Linked DNA regions of Homo sapiens: region 1 is linked to region 2. The links are chromatin loops, found by intact Hi-C in ENCODE. Cell type or tissue: mammary epithelial cell. All regions are shown on one strand. Links, peaks and the distances in the headings refer to the core of each region. The heading gives the core; the rest is flanking DNA.

What was found. Peaks named below come from ENCODE experiments on the same cell type or tissue, not always from the same donor. Only the 100,000 strongest peaks of a DNase experiment are listed, where the experiment ranks them.
Region 1: it touches region 2 in a loop (6-fold over the local background); 4 of 110 quality-filtered maps call a loop at or near these places.

What each region holds. Positions count from the first base shown.
Region 1 is chr7:27,685,672-27,694,245 of GRCh38, reverse strand. The region is part of intron 2 of LOC105375211 (a long non-coding RNA gene); the gene reads right to left. Among named protein-coding and RNA genes, the nearest start is that of HIBADH, 27 kb to the right of the region's middle. RefSeq lists a silencer at 7,562-7,856. In mammary epithelial cell, for the core only: a CTCF peak has its summit at 4,494 (motif pointing left); no DNase peak of the experiment used is centred there.
Region 2 is chr7:28,073,739-28,082,312 of GRCh38, reverse strand. All of the region lies in intron 1 of JAZF1 (JAZF zinc finger 1), which reads left to right. Among named protein-coding and RNA genes, the nearest start is that of JAZF1-AS1, 100 kb to the left of the region's middle. RefSeq lists an enhancer at 4,161-7,029. In mammary epithelial cell, for the core only: a CTCF peak has its summit at 3,837 (motif pointing right); no DNase peak of the experiment used is centred there.

The sequences.
Region 1 (8,574 bases), core at 2,060-6,059, 390 kb after region 2:
TAGAATATCTTTTTCAAAGCTCGATTTTTGTACCAAAAGTTGTAGCCACACCTAGTTTATTATCGCAAGGGCTTTGCCTACAAGGCAGATAGAAAATAAAAATTAAGTGCAGAAAAGCTAAATCAAAAATTAACCCTCTGCTCCAAATATGTATCAATACATTACTATGTCTCCCCAAACCAAGGTCATCCCAGGTTCAATGTGGTGATTAAAGAGAGCCTTGTCCTCAAGGCCTGGCCTTGCCAGAAGCAAGCTTATGCAATAGGAAGTTTGTCTCTGTCACATGCACATCTCCAAACAGCTCCCTTTCTCTTTGCAGTCGCTTCTTCTCCCTCCCTCTACCTCTCAGGGGTCTCCCTGTCCCTGCTAAATTTTTCTCTCAGCTGGCAGCAAATTAATGGGTAAGAGGGTACCGTTTGTGGAGAAAATTGTGCTGCTTAGCATTTACAGTCTTTATATTATAGTTTCAATTTTTTTTTTTTTAGTTATTAGAAACAGGGAGGAAAATTCTGGTAGAAAAACCAGTTTGGCTCTGGGTCAGTGAAACCATCTGGCAATTTAATATAATCAAACTTTAGTAATTAATTTTTCATTATAATTGTGTTAAGTGACCCTAAGGTATCTAAGCAGCAGAGGTGGAAGAGGGAAAGTAAAAGTTAGTAGTTCTTTCGCGATTTTCTTTTTCATAGGGTAGAAATAGTCATGGGATCTACCAGACTATGGGGAAATTGCTATTTTCTTCTTTTTTGAGAAATATTTAGCAGAGGGGAAAAACCACCACCAGGAGAACTGTAATCAGAAACGTTTGCTCTTGTAGGGGTTAAAATATAAGTGTAATAGGCTTAAATATTGGGAAAATTGAATTTAAACACCAGGTACTTCCCTCCTATAGCATAAAAGATAGTGGGACTGAAAGCTAGTATGTCCTCTGGCCAAATTCTATATTCAACAGGAAAATCCCCACATTTGAATAGACTCAAGAGTAAAAAAAGGGCCGGGCACAGTGGCTCATGCCTGTAATCCCAGCACTTTGGGAGGTCAAGGCGGGTGGATGATGAGGTCAGGCGTTCGAGACCAGCCTGGCCAACATAGTGAAACCCCGTCTCTACTAAAAATACGAAAAATTAGCCAGGGGTGGTGGTGGGCTCCTGTAATCCCAGCTACTCGGGAGGCTGAGGCAGGAGAATCGCTTGAACCTGGGAGGCAGAGGTTGCAGTGAGCCAAGATCGTGCCACCGCACTACAGCCCAGGTGACAGAGCAAGACTCCGTCTCAAAAAGAAAAAAAAGAAAAAAAAAAGTTTGCTTAGTTAACTGACTTTTTACTAACATGTTATGTTCTTTTCCATCCTTCTCTTTTCAATGGGGTATTTTTAATAATTATGGCTGTAAGTTATATAGTTATATTTTCTTAATAGAGTTTAAACTGTTCAAAGTATTTTTCTGGTTCTTTAGACCCAGGGCCTTCAAAATTCTTTGCAAATTTAATCTCCAAAGCATTTTGAAAAACAACGGGTCTCTTGAACATTTTACAAGGATATCTAAAAATATTTTATCTTAAGTTTAAGTCATTGCAAATAATGTATTTCCTGGTGTATTATAATTTGAATATGTACTTTATTTTATTTTTTGGGACAAGGTCTTTCTGTCTGTGGCCCAGGCTGGAGTGCAGCGGCTTGATCATCGCTTACTGAAGCCTCAAACTCCTGGGCTCAAGAGATCCTCCTGCCTCAGCCTCCCAAGTAGTAAAACTACAGGCACACAGCACTGTGCCCAGCTTATTTTTCATTTTTTTGTAGAGATGGAGTTGGGGGAGGGGGTGGCAGTCTCACCATGTTGCCCAGGCTGATCTGGATTTCTAGCCTCAAGTGATCCTCCCCCTTCAGCCTCCCAAAGTGCTGGGATTACTGGCTTTAGGCACAGTGGCTGGCCTAATTTTATTTTTATCAAATCCTTGGAGCTGCAGGTTTAGCTCGCTCACTTTATGGAGTAAGTCCACTGTACAAATACGTTACTGGAGAAGCCAGTCTCTCCTGTCAAACCAATCAGCTAAATCAGACTTACTGCCTATCATTTCAAAATTTAAATGAATGGCCTATCATTGTGAATCTTAATTCTACAAGAGAGAGACAGAGACGAGGTAGAGAGAGAGACAGAGACAAGGTAGAGAGAGAAGGCATGGAGATTTGCCAAGAGTTTGTTGCCTGGATAAAATAAGTCTTTAGTAAATTTTTTTTTTTTTTTTTTGAGACCGAGTCTCGGTCTGTCTCCCAGGCTGGGGTGCAGTGGCGCAATCTCGGCTCACTGCAAACTCCGCCTCCCGGGTTCACGCCATTCTCCTGCCTCAGCCTCCCGAGTAGCTGGGACCACAGTCGCCCGTCACCACGCTCGGCTAAGTTTTTGTATTTTTAGTAGAGACGGGGTTTCACCGTGTTAGCCAGGATGGTCTCAATCTCCTGACCTCATGATCCGCCTGCCTCAGCCTCCCAAAGTGCTGGGATTACAAGCGTGAGCCACTGCACCCGGCCAGGCGTTAGTAATTTTTACTGAGACTGTCTTTGCTCTTGTTTTCTTTCTTTCTTTCTCTTTCTCTTTCTTTCTTTCTTTCTTTCTTTCTCTTTCTTTCCTTCCTTCCTTCCTTCCTTCCTTCCTTCCTTCCTTCCTTCCTTCCTCCCTCCCTCCCTCCCTCCCTCTCTTTCTTTCCTTCTTTCTTCTGTTAGGGAGGAATGAGAAGAAGCCCCCTCAGAAGCAGTGCATTTTAAATTATCCCCTTATGAGTTATCCTCAAGATTTGTATACGCCAGAGCAATACACCAAGGTAAGATTCAAGTTGGGAGAGAGATAAGTCCGTCTTCTCTGAGATGGAAGAAGGGTGAATGTGTAAAGGCAGATATTGGCAGGCCTTAAAAGGAGCTCTCAGGAAACCAAGATGTAGAAGTTGGGAATCTGGAAACTGATTGCACTATCCATCACAATGTGCTTTTGGAAAGTCTTCATGTACCCTAGGAATATATGAGTATCCAGTTTGAAGCCTACTCCCCTGAACTCTTTTTAGAAGTGCATGTGCTATGAAGATGCTAGATAGAAGATAGGCTTCCGGTGGTGAGGCATGCAAACAGCATCAGGCCGCCAGAAAATCAGTAGGGCAAAAGGAACTCCTTTGTGAACACGCTCCACTATTGGCAGAACTCACATTCCAAAGTTAAATTATTTTCTTTATTTTAATCTATATGTTTTGAATTTTTAGAGATGAAAAAGTCTATAAGACAAAAATATAAAACTAGAATAGTAGAATAAATAGCAGTGGGATTATTTTGCATTTTTTGGCTTTACCAAAGTAGTATAAGGCAGCTTCTGCTTTACTTTCCACTGAAGCTCCTAAATTATAATGACAGCATATTAAGGGAGAATTTAAAGTAATGCCACATGTCAGAGAGTTTGAAAGCATGCCAAAATCATGCCCCTGCTTTGATAATGCCAATTATATGGGTGAAAATCCAAGCTTCATAATAGATAAGCTGATATTTCAAAGGAATGCTTCAAAGGACATTCTTCAGCATCACTTTATGGTAAATATGTTTTCATTTTACCATTCTTTCCCAAAGCATATAATTCCCTATTTTCTCCATGAATTGTAAAACATCCCAAAAAGGAGAACTAGCCATAAGGAAGGGTAAAATCTCTACCAGTAGGAAATGTTTGTTGCATTTATCCTCTCGGTATTTCTGTCTCCCATCTTCAGGTAATACTTTCCCACTTCTTTGAGGATATTGCTCCTCCTTCACTCCATGCAGTTCTGGGCTTTCATTTATATTCTTACCATCATAGAAGTTGTCATGCGATGCAGGTCTAATCATTCGTAGTATTCCATCCTCCTGGCCACACACTGGCCCAGTAGTAGGCATATGACCCTAGCGGGGCCAATTAGAGTCTTTCCCTGTGATATTTATATGAAACTGGGAACACTTCAATGAGGCTACCAAAACATAAAAATGCTGAGTTGTGTTGGATTTCTTATGGAAAATGATAAACAATCAAGTTTTCCCATTAGGATCTCATATGGAGCAGGCCATGCAGATAAAGTAAACAATGGAAGACAGAAAGACACAAATAAATAAGGACACACAAATTATAAGAACTTGAACCCAGGCCCTGGAATGGTATTCGGACAAAGCATTGCCTGCATCAGTGAGAGACAGAGAAGGCCCTGGTGACTTATGGATGACAGAGTCTAAAAATCAGATGTCAAAAGGTAGAAGTTGCCAGGACAGATGCAACAGGAAGGTCCTGTGATATGACTTTTAGGCAAGCAGAATGCCCATGGGCTTTTGGCACTTAAGGAACTTCCTGCACTGAAAGGAACTGGGTGTGAAAGGAGACAGAGATGTGAGGTTTTTAGAAGAGATGTAGGCTTTGCATGACTGAGGACAAGCTGGGGGCTGGGTATGGAGGGGGTATTGAGGCAGCTGCAACACCTGTGTTTCAATAGTGCCATCATGTGGCTATGACACCAGCAACAGCCTAGATCTAGCCCAGTGTGCCACTCTGAGCCAAATTTCTGGTTTTCTCTTCTAGAGGCAGACCTGACTGTACAGTCCCTGAGGTGTATGGATTTCCTATGGTGGGATGTGGGAATGGTCAGAGAGATGGGATTACAGAGAAGAAAGATATTTTCATGTCAGAGAAGTATTATTTGGATAACAAAAATAGATGGCTCCTCATTTTGTCCTTCAAGTCAGAGAAGTGGAGTTGGTAAGTGGAGTTTGGAAGGAGTGTAAACTTCTCTGCATGGAGTTTGTAAGTGAAGTGGAGTTGTAAGTGACGGTGTGCTGGAGTTGGCTTGTACCAGATTGTGAGAGCTGAGTATTAAATTTTCAGGAATTTTGCAAGCTGGTTGTTAAATGAAGCCATCATGAAAAATAAAGTACACATGTCAGATTTAATGACAAAAGATTTACTGGGGAAAGAGTTAGCAGATTGAGATGCAACTCCATTTGTCAAATCATTGCTCAATTGTAACCATATGTTGGCTACAGAAACAAAAGTTTGGCAAAAATTAACAAATGCATTCTTCACAAATCCATTGGCTACATGAAGTCACAATAAAAGTATTGTATATTTTATTATTATTTGTAAATCGTACGCTCTATATCTTTTATGTCACGAAATTTATAATAAACTTATATGTACACACACACATATAAATATGTATGCACACTTTTATTCCCTGAAGAGTCAGTTTTTAAACATTTACTAGCGCACCACTACTTCTAGGTAATATGTTTGTAATTAATTGCTAATAATAACAAAATATGAATAATGCATCATTTCATTCCACTTGCACTCACTTAGTTCCAGACTAGTATGACTCCACCCTAAATCATACTCCATCAATGCTACAAAAAGTTCAGGCTGTCACCAGTGCTTAATAGGAATTCTCATTCAGTTATTTCCTTAAATGCTTTCGTGACAAATAGACAAGTGAACTCCTGTGAGATCCATGGTGAGACTTTAAAGCCATGTTGAAATGCTAACTGCATACTATTTTTGGAAAGTAACGTTTTATTCCCACCTATATAGTTCAATTTTATATGATTACATAAGAGGTTAGATCTTACCATGAGCTACTTCTTTTTTTTCTTTTTTGAAATGGAGTCGTTCTGTGTTTCCCAGGCTGGTTACAAACTCTTGGGTTCAAGTGATCCTCCCACCTCAGCCTCCCACATAGCTGAAATTACAGGCATACATTATAGTGCCTGGCTCGTTGAAAAAGTAGAAAGGTGGATTCTTATGCATGATGACAACCAACAACACAATCTTTGCGACTCTAAAAAATAAAAAGGACAAGGGAGAAGCCTCTATTTTCAATAGCAGACTGTACACATGTATTTGATCTGGATGCCATTAAAATGGCAATAAAGGAACAAAAATTGGAAAGGAAATAAAATGACAAGAATGAAGAGAATGGAATGAGAATCACCAACAGATGAGATTTGTTTTAAATTTATGGAAGTCAGAAAAGAGATGGAATCATGTAATGGATTAAACAGAAGGAAGGAAGCCATAACCCAGATACAGTCGGGAGGGGCTTCAGTGGCAGTAGGAATGAATTTGACCGGCAGCACTTCAGAGAAACTCTGAGGCTGGAGAACTTGGAGTCAAACCATCAAGTAAGCGTGAGAAGAAGATAAAGACACTTTAGGTCTCAGAAACTCCTTTTCTTAGGAAGTTACTTGATGTACCCAAGAAAAAAATAAGAGGGAGGGAAATCTGAAAGAAAATGACTTAGAATACAGAAAATGTGGAACTACTCAGGAGTTAAATAAAAAGAACTTATTTTGGGTACTGCGGGCCTAGAAATAAGTCTTTCCAAATTGGAACAAGAATTCAGTGGGGACTAAAAAGAATATTTTCAGTAAGAAAGGAAAGAATCCCATGTCATAGGTAGAATAAATAAAATGTTGAAAGATATTTGGATATGAGAAAGTAAGCATGTTCTTTTTTTCATGAAAAAAAAAAGCAAGGCAATTAGAAACTCCAGGAAAACAAAAATGCTGAAATAAAGTTGTATTCCTCATATTAATCAATCTAAAATACAGTATAACTTAATTGTATATTATACTGTATTTATAGTACAAGGATTATATTGTATTTAGAGTACAAGGAAAATACAATACAGTATAAGGCAGAGTATAAAGGAAATACAATACAGTATAAGGCAGAGTATAAAAAACAATCTGGCCGAGGGTGGTGGTGCACACCTGTAGTCCCAGCTATTTGGGAGGCTGAGGCGGGAGAATCACTTGAACCCGGGAGGCAGAGGTTGCAGTGAGCCAAGATCACACCATTGCACTCCAGCCTGGGAGACGAGCAAAACTCCGTCTCAAAAAACAAAAACAAAAACAAAAAAACAAAAACAATCTAGTTGACTATGATGTCAGAAGCATTCTCCTTCATGTATACAGCAATCCTAAATGGAATCTATAGTTTGAAAAAAAGCAAGCTTCCTGGCTCTCTGTTGAACAATACCTTTATAGTCTAAATAATAAATGTGTTATTAATTATGATTCAACTTTTAGAATCAATTTATAGATAAGATACAGAAAATGTTATTATGTTATGACCACAGAACAGAATATAAACCACCCTTGACAATGTAAAAGAAAGATAAAGCTGATAGAAATTGGTAGGTAAAATTGAAGAAGAAAAGTAAATGGAAGCATAGGGACACTAATAACCTTTTTTTAAAAAAAAAACATGATGGGGAATTAAGAAATACTGTCTTTGAGTAAGACAACAATAAATAAAACTTAAATATTACAAAGTTTAAAAAATGATAGAACAATCAAATATCTAAAAAAGGAAAAATGGAAAGAGATGTAGATGTAAGTAGAGTGAGTTAAATCCTCATCTTTTAAAGTGGGAGATCAACAAATAAATCAAGCAATGAAAATATGAACGTATTATTTAGATGTATGGAAGTCTCTACTAGAAGTAAAATCATAGTGATTAAAAGCTGTGGTTTCTGGGGAGCAGAGGACTATTGTCTCTCATTATAGTTGCTTTTATAAGCTGAAAAAATTTTAACCATATATACATATTACTTTGATTAGTATAAAAAAGTAAAGTAGTGAGGCAGGATAGCAACTGACACATGAGCTCTGAAGTCAGTTTATGAGTGTTTAGTCTCAGCCTCACCATTTCCTGGCTGTGTGACCTTGGTATGTTACTTAATTCCTTTGTTCCTTACTATCTGTGTGACCTTGGACATATTACTTCATCCTTTTGTGCCTTGCATGACTGTTCTGAGTATTAAATAAGTTAGTGTATATTAAGTGCTTAGCAAAGTGCCTAGCATATAGGAGATGACCATATTGTCTGCTAATTTTGAAATAGACAACAGCTAAGGCTTTTGGAAATCTATGAGGGTGGATAGAACTTTTTCTATTATCAAAACTATCTTATTCTTGAATGTAAATGTATAGAACCTCTTTAGAAGAAATTTTGGCGATTGCTGTTAAAATGTAAAATGCATGTTTTTTGAATCAGTTATTCCATTTCTAGGAATTTATCCTCAGATTTCTATTCACATCTTTGTCTAAAGATGTAAATTTAAAGATGTCCATTTCATCACTATTTATAATGGTAAAAAATTAGAATTGGTTAAATGAATTGTGGTATATCCATACAATATAATATCATGCAGTCTTTAAAAAGGGAGATAGATCTATATGTATTGATTGAAAGATATATAAAGTACAATAAACAAGATGTAAAACAATGTGTATATTGTCTTGTATTTGAGTAGAAATGAAACACACACACACACACACACACACACACACACACGAAACTTGTCTGAGGTTGACTCTGGAGAGATGAATGATGCCTGAAATGAGAGGGACATTTACTTTGATTGCCCTTTTACACTGCTTGAATTTTACCATATGCTTATAATTTTTTTTTTTTTTGAGACAGAGTCTTGTTCTTATTGCCCAGCCTGGAGTGTAGTGGCACGATCTTGGCTCACTGCAACTTCCACCTCCCGGGGTCAAGTGATTCTCCTGCCTCAGCCT
Region 2 (8,574 bases), core at 1,569-5,568:
TGTTGCAGAGAAAGCCAAATAGACAAGGGCTGCAAGGGTGAGTGACATCCTCGCCTCCCCACGCCCCCATGCATTGTCTTGAAGGAGGTGATGCTTTGGCATGATTTGTCTGAGAAATTCTACCAGGTCTTACTTCATTTTGTCAGAGGGACCTGTCTAAAGGATACTTTAGCAGGCTAAAGTTTCAAGTCTCCAGATACTTTCTCATAATCATCAAACATACTCTACTCTAAAATAGCCTAAGGACTTTTAAATAATAAACTTATTGTTATCGCAGAATGTAGCATTTTTAGGTTGAAAGTAATTTTAGAGATCAACTTATTTAGCCCCTTAATATTACTGTCAGTCATTGATTTATTCTATAAATGGTTATTAAACTCTAGTATCATCCAGGTATATAGATTAATAGTTTTACTATAGTGATCTTTTTAAGAAAGCATAAGAGTGCAGCATTTTGTGGTAATGAAAATGGCATAATATGTGAATTAATAGAAATAGAGAAAATTCAGTCCATGTTAATTTTTTTCTCTCTCTGGAAAGATGGAAACACATATAAATGCAGATTGACCCATCCTCCACAAAGTTTTGAGTATCACAAACTCCCTGGCCTTGATGTTTTATTAAATTCTTCCCTGGGGTCTTGTCCCACTTCGCTCTCTGGTGGTGTCGAGGCTTCTGGACAAGGGGAAAGGGTGGAGCAGAGGCCGCTACAATGCCCCAGGCTCACCAGCTTGTCCAAGTGCGTGGACACTGTGTTCTGTAGCCCCAGGTAACTTTTCAAGTCCCCAAAACCCCAGCTAAGCAGCGTGAAGAAGTAGAATAGCTGGGGGAATGGCGCAGCTTGCTGTTTTTTGGTGCTGGTTATGACCAAACCTTAGAAAAAGCATCTGGTGCCCCGAAGTGCTGGATGCTCTCCCTCTTGCTCCCCTCTGCAGGCACAGCCCCCCAGGCACTCCCGCACTCCTTCCCCCATGTTGGTGTTGGTTCCTCCGAGCTGGTCATCCTGTCTTCATTTACTGTTTATCTGCATGTGGCTTCCTCATCGTTATGTGATTTCCTTGGGGAGGGGCTGGCTCCATTCCAGGCTTACTGAAGAGTAACAACACTGGGCTTAGCCCTGTCTCAAAACCTTAACCTGACTGGGTCACATCCCAGAGATGTCCCCCGCTGCCCTGAGGTCAAAGAATGCAAGGCCTGCTTTATCTCTGCCAGCTGCCTTTCCTGTGCTGGTCCCCACGAGGTTTTCTTGACTTTTCCTCTAATTTACCAGCTTACTACTCTGTATCTTTTGAGGAACTTTGATGCCCTCCCTTCCCCCCTACAGGCACACCTTGCTTTACCACACTTGGCAGACAGTGCATTTTTTTTTTTGTTTTTTTTTACAAATTGTAGGTTTATGGCCATTTTCCCAATGGCATGTGCTTGCTTTATGTCTCTGTGTCACATTTTGGTAATTCTTGCAATATTTTAAATTTCATTGTTATTGTATCTGTCATTGTGATCTGTGATCGGTCATCTTTGACTTTACTATTGTAATTGGTGGTGCCATGAACTGCACCCATATAAGACGGTGAACTTAATCAATAAATGTTTTATGTGTTGACTGCTCTATCAACAGGTCCTTCCTCTGTCTCTCTTCCTCTCCCTGAGCCTGCCTATTCCTGGAGACATGGCAGTGTTGAAATTAGGCCAATTAATAACCTTATGATGACCTGTAAGTGTTCAAGTGAAAGGAAGAGTAACACGTCTCTCACTTTCAATCAAAAGCTAGCAAGGATTAAGCTTAGTGAGGAAGGCATGTTGAAAGCCAACACAGGCTGAAAACTCGGCTTCTTGCACCAAACAGTTAGCCAAGTTGTGAATGCAAGGAAAAAGTTCTTGAGGGAAATTAAAAGTGTTACTCCAGTGAACACATGAATGATAAGAAAGCAGAACAGCTTTATTGCTGATAGGGAGAAAGTCTGAGTGTTCTGGATGGAAGACCAACACAGCCATAACATTCCCGTAAGCCAAAGCCTGATCCAGAGCAAGGCCCCAAGTCTCTTCAATTCTATGAAGGCTGGGTGAGGTGAGGAAGCTGCAGAAGAAAAGTTGAAAGCTAGCAGAAGTTGGGTTCATGAAGTTTAGGAAACTAAGCCATCTCCGTAAGGTGAAAGTGCAAAGTGAGGCAGCAAGTGCTGATGGAGAAGCTGCAACAATTTATCCAGAAGATCTAGCTTGGATGACTATAAGCATTTTTACAAAGTATTTTTTAGCAATAAAATATTTTAAAATTAAGATATATACTTTTTAAAGACATGTTATTGCACACTTTATAGACTACAGTATAGTGTAAATATAACTTTATGTGCACTGGGAAATCAAAAAATTAGTGTGACTTGCTTTATTGTGATATTTGCTATTGCAATGGTCTGGAACCAGACCAGCAGTATCTCTGAGTTATGCATCTAGATTACTCCCTGATCCATGGTGCTAGCTGAACAATCAGCAGGGTTCGTAAACCGATGCTGCAGTCAATAAAGGTTATTAACAGCATATTGGATGTTGTGATGAGATTAGAAGAAAGCATTTGAAACATGGCCTACTACATAGTGAGTACAATTAAATGTTTCTAATTAAAAATTTTAGAGAGGCGCCAAGTTCTTAAGTTCCTACTCAGTTCATCAGCAAGCATGTATTGATTTGCTTGTGGTTGTCATCCTTATCATTATTTTAATATTTGCTAACCTATGGGTAAACTCTCAGGTCATTTTTGTTCAGGAGACTTGTCAGTTTTATGATTTCTCATAATGAATTCCCTTAAGTGATATTTATATTTTATTTTGCTCCTCGTGGCTTAGTTTTCCAGTATTTCTTATTCTATATCAGTGTCTGTCAGAGAAAAATGGGATTGAAGATGTATTTTGAGTTAAGAAGTGATAAAAACAGAAGCGGGAGGCAGCTCCAAGTGAAGGTGGTTGCTGTGATGGAATTTGGTGATCAGAGTCCAAGTGAGGTACATCTTTTAAATTATGCGCATGGCCGGGTGTGGTTGGCTCACACCTGTAATCCTAACACTTTGGGAGGCCCAAGCAGGCGGATCACCTGAGGTCAGGAGTTCAAGAGCAGCCTGCCCAACTTGGTGAAACCCTGTCTCTACTAAAAATATTTTAAAAATTAGCCTGGCATGGTGGTGGGCACCTGTAATCCCAGCTACTTGGGAGGCTGAGGCGGGAGAATTGCTTGAACCTGAGAAGTGGAGGTTGCAGTGAGCAGAGATCACGCCACTTGCACTCCAGCCTGGGCAACAGAGCAAACTCTGTCTCAAAAAAAAAAAAAAAAATTATGGGCATTTTAGATTTTCCATCTGTAAAGAAAGGAGGAGGAACAATGTGGCATCTCAGGTCCCTACCAATTCTAAAAGTCAGTTATTCTAGTTCTAGAGTACAGGCAAAACTATGGATGGCTTTTTGTTCCTACAATTTTTATGAACATTTTCACTGGCTTTAATATCCATGTCCAAAGTAACAGGGAAGGTAGGACTTTTCACCAATACTCAACTGATCTGCTGCTTCTCTTCTTTTCCAGTGTTTTCCACTTTTCAAAAATTTTTATCATGGACTAGTAGTGCAAGAAAAGGGGCCAGAGTATAGTGTCCGGATTCACTGTTCATAAATGGCATTACAAAAAAAACCCAAGTAGATCCTTTGAATTGTATATTTCATGTCAAGTGGCCCTCTCTCTATTCGCCTGGCAATTAAGAGTTGGTTACATGAAATTAATCTGGTAGTAATACAATCTTCAGTTCACAAAATAATTTTCTTTGCCTTTGAGTAGCAATGCAGCCTGCCTACCGCAAGAGGGCAGTGTAGGTGATTGCATGGAGATGGCTTCTGCAAAAAGAAATGACGTTTATGACACTAGTTTCCAGCTTAGAGAGCATTTTCACATGCACATATGATGGTCTCAGCAGTTCTCTGTGATGGGTGAAGCATGCATAATCGCTCCCATTTTATAGATGGAGAAACTAATGCTAGAAAGGCTTAAAGATAATTTGCATAGAGTTGCACAGCTGATAAATGCCATGCAGTGCTTGAATCCAAGTCTCTTGCCACTATACCATCCTGCCCGTAAGTGGTACATTATCATCATACGAGTGACTTCCTAATGTACAGTTGAGAGGCTGTACAAACCTAGGAAACATCTGTTCTATGGGAAAAATTCTCAATTTTTTTCATCTAACACAGCATCTTGTGAAAACTTTCAAGACTTATGTTTTCTTCTGTTCCATAAAGATGGGAAAGGCCAGGAATTATTTGTCTCATAAGTGCCACCATGCACAGCCATCATTGCAGTCTCAGTTATTTTGAGCTAGATTACATAGTGGGTCTTAAATAGTAGATGGGGAGGAGAAAGAGGTCAAAGTGAAGGAGAAATCAGGACCCGGATGTACATAATCCAAATTACCACTTCCTCAGTTTCCATGGTGAACGTGGAAATTCCCCATGGACTCCCAGAGCTCCAGCTCTTTAAGTAGTTTCAAAGGAGAGAGCAGAATACAGTAAAGGCAGAAGCAAGGCTAAATCAGAACCAAAACAAAGCACCCTGTTTTTGTACACCCAGATGAAGATTTTTCTAAGCTCCCAAATTCTAAGACCTAACACTGGGTGGCCTGCAAGCAGTCAGACAAGTGGTCACTTTGCTGGAGGACTTATATACCAAATTTATTCTACTGGGATTTTGCCACTTTTTTTTGTAGTTAAGGTGGTTCTATCAGGTAATTAATTTTAAGTGCTTTTATTTATTTGTTGTAGAAAAAAAAAAGGCTCCAGTAGCCTTTTTTTGTGGTTATACCAGTTACCTGATGATTCATGAATTCAGATCTAAAACCAGAGTCGGTATAATCAATACGTGAAAAATAGGTGCTGCCTAATTGCCTTTCTAAATCAGTAAAATAATTAAAGCCTTTATAGTCTGGCGGATTAATGTATTGCACATCTGTATGGTCGGCTTAATAGGGAAAATGCTTGAGAAAGATAAAATCACAAGACCAAAAGCAACTAATAGCTGAAAAAAATTTCTATGTAGTTGATTAATTGTCCTCCTCTTTTTTTCTTAAGAGACTAAACATTGAGTAAATCCTCCCAGTTTGTATAGTTCCGATTTAGTCAGCATTCCCATTGTAAAGTGCCGGTGTTATAATTTTTCATTCATCATTTTCTTAGATTCCAATGTAAGTGTCGTTGTTGTGTTTAGTGAAAGAATACAAATATTTATTTTAACATTCTTTAAACAGATTCTTAGTGGAGGGTAGAGCTTTCTAATGCTCTGCAGCTGGGTTTCGGGCTTTAAAATTGGTTGTCGTCTACACACTAAGATCTCTGCAAGTACTCAGCCGCAGAGAGCAAAATCCCACTTGACAAGCAGTCTCTAGATATGGATTTATGCAATAGGATGTCATGTTTACTTTGGACCTGCTATGATCTACCTGGAAAAATTTCCCTATTATACATTTATTAAAAAATTCTAAATATATATTTGCACAATGTTTTCTTATGGAAACATCTGTAAGGAATTATTAACTTACTCATTTCCACACGGGATTTTTTTTTTTTTTTTTTTTTGAGAGAGAGAAAGACAGCAATTGTGTAAGCAAACCGGAGAAAAACTATGAACATAATACATTTAGCATTCACTCTGAATTCCACTTGGATTTTCTTTCGTTCTCATGTTGGTGCAGATAGATAACATAATTGTTATCCTAACCGGAATTCAGAATTCGCATCTCATTCTGATTTCCTTAAACATTTTTAGAATTTCATCAGTCTTTTTTAGCAAAGCCAGTCATGGGAGGAGTTGAGTATTGACCTTTTTTCTTCTTTTTCTTTCTGGTTAGCCTGCATTGAACCTTTGGCCTTACCCCAAGTGTATGGGTGGTATATGTTTTTAAATTGATATATCAATGTTGAATTTTTATTGTCACAGTTTCTGTTCATGCTCCCTTCAAACCTTTCATTTATTTGTTTCTGAACCTTGGATATCTCATAAAAATGTCACCATTGTGGTTGAACATTAAGCACCTTCCCATTTTGCTCTGGGCCGTTGAAATAAATTTGGACCAGGTGCTCTGCTCATAATGGAGCCCCTTGAAGTGCTCTGATAATGAGCCGGGAGCGGAAGCTGTCAGCCTTCAGCTGGCTTGAAGAATGCAATTAGAGCAGTTTTAATACTGCAGAGGGACCCCATCCAATCAAGGCCATTTGAGTTAAACCAAGTCTAGAATCCTAAACATGCACTTTTAAGCTTGTCAGCTTTGTCTCTGCACTGAGAATGGGGAGAAGGCATTCTTGTACAATGGATTCATTTTATGTCCAAAAGAAAAAAAATGCTCTGAATACCTGTAGAAGTTCTCTATCTCTTGTCTCTCCCATTATGATGTCATTATGACCATATTTATGATCTGATGTCACTGTGGTCAAGATAACCAGTGTCAAATTAAGTTTCAAATGAATCAAGGACTTAGCAAGCCCATTTCTAGAATTCCACCCTAAAAATAGTGCACAGCCTTTTTTTTTAATAGCAAAAAATGGGATTCACCTAAATATCCATTAATATGGGGAGTGCTTAAGTAAAGTATATTCACTATAGGAAACACTATGCAGCCATTAAAAAGAATAATACTGTCTGTTTTATGTTGTTAAGTAAAGTAAGTCACTTATAGAACAGTTTATAGAGCATGATGTGGTTTTTGGGGAAAACCAACCAATTACAATATACATTTATAGGTAGACAGAGAAGGTTTGGAAGAAAGTATACTAAATTGTTTATGGTAAAAATCAGGAAAAGTGGAGATGGAGGGAGGTAAAGTTTTTTTACTCTCTGTATGTGTGTATTTTAAAATTATTTTCTCATATTTACTTAATACATACTTTTTATATTCTAGGGATAGTTTAGCTCACTATCAGGTAAATGCCCTGTTGTAAGTAAATAAATGAGCTTCTGTGGTCCAGGAGGAGTGGGGAGAAGCTTCTGGTATTAAGGGATGCTGGGGCATAGTAATGATGAGAGGGGTTATCACTGAGGGAGAACTTTACATTCTTCATTTTGGAAAATGCTGCCAACAGCCCTGTGGGGTAGATGCTGTTACACTTACTTTATACCCGAGGATGCACAGGTTTGGAGAGATGTGTTGATTTGCCGGGTCATAAATTTGCAGTGAGTGTAGTAAGGCTTTGAACCCAGGTCAGCTTGGCTCTAGCGACATGCCCATAACCTCTTCCCTTTTGCCTGCTTGGTTTCTGAGGACAGTTCTTTAAAAGTGGATTTGATTTCCTGGGACGTGTGTCCTTTACCTCTTCATTTCTTTCAAGAAAATGAGGACACAATTCAGGAGTAGTTGTTATTGTCGTTAATGGTTGACATTTTTTATAAATGCTTAGACTAGTCATTAAGAAGTCTCATTCTGTGCTCATGGGATTCACAGTGGATTCTCCAGTGAGTGGAAGTCTTTGTCCTAAAATGAGGCAGTGTATAATAATGTCAGTTAATTTCATTTGAAATACAGTTTAAAAATAAACAATTTCACACATCAGACAAGCCAGGGTTGTCTTCATTAATGAGAAATATTATGCAAAATTTAAAGATCAGAATAATTATAAAAGTATTTTTATAAACTCCTTTATAAACTTACTCCTGCTAAGTAGCAGCTTACTCAAATAGCTCATTTCTTCTAACATATTTATTAAGCCACAAATCTTTTTTGATTTCATAAAAATAAGCTTATTTCATCAACAAAAACTAGGACTCTGTATGTATGTGTGTATGTACACATAAGTACATACATATGTGTATTTCTGTTTCTGATTTTTAAAAGCTCTCCACAATGTTTTGTTTGTTTCCCATATCTTCTTTAGCTTGGATTTCTGCTTCATATGGGATACTGCTTTCCTGTTGGCTTTTTAAGGTGTTGTGCATAATATTAAAATCTCATTTCAGGTTTCCTCTCTATTCCATGACTCAAACTTTGGAATTATTCCTATGAAAGAAATAATTACTAAATTTAGCCACAAGTTAGCCTCTTCCAGTGACCTCAACAAACATTTCATGGCCCTTCTTCTGACATTGTGACACTGACTTTTTTAACTTATTTGGGGCAAATTAATTACTTAGGACAAATAATGTAAACATCCTTGCCCAGAGGCCTGGAAAAGTAGGAACACATAGGTAGACATGAGGCACTTAGAAAATGTTGCAATGACCCTGTACAGTACTGTTAGCTAATTTTATAATAAAGCATAAGAAAGCAATAGAATACGTTGAAGGGAAAAAGCCTCACCTCTGATTTTTTTTTTTTTAACTAAGTAAACTTTTTTTTCAAGCATCTACTCTTAAATAATTGAATTTACTTGGCATTTAGGTTCTTTTTTCTTATGCAATTTCTTTCTAATTACGATTATTTTATTTTATGTTTTGCTTCTTATCAACCCCTTTGACCATGTAATCATGAGACTATCACTGGACCTTCTTTCCCTTTGTTGCAAAGAAAATTCACACATCCAGGGACTTCTGCATGTAGGTGAGTTTCTTTGAAAATGG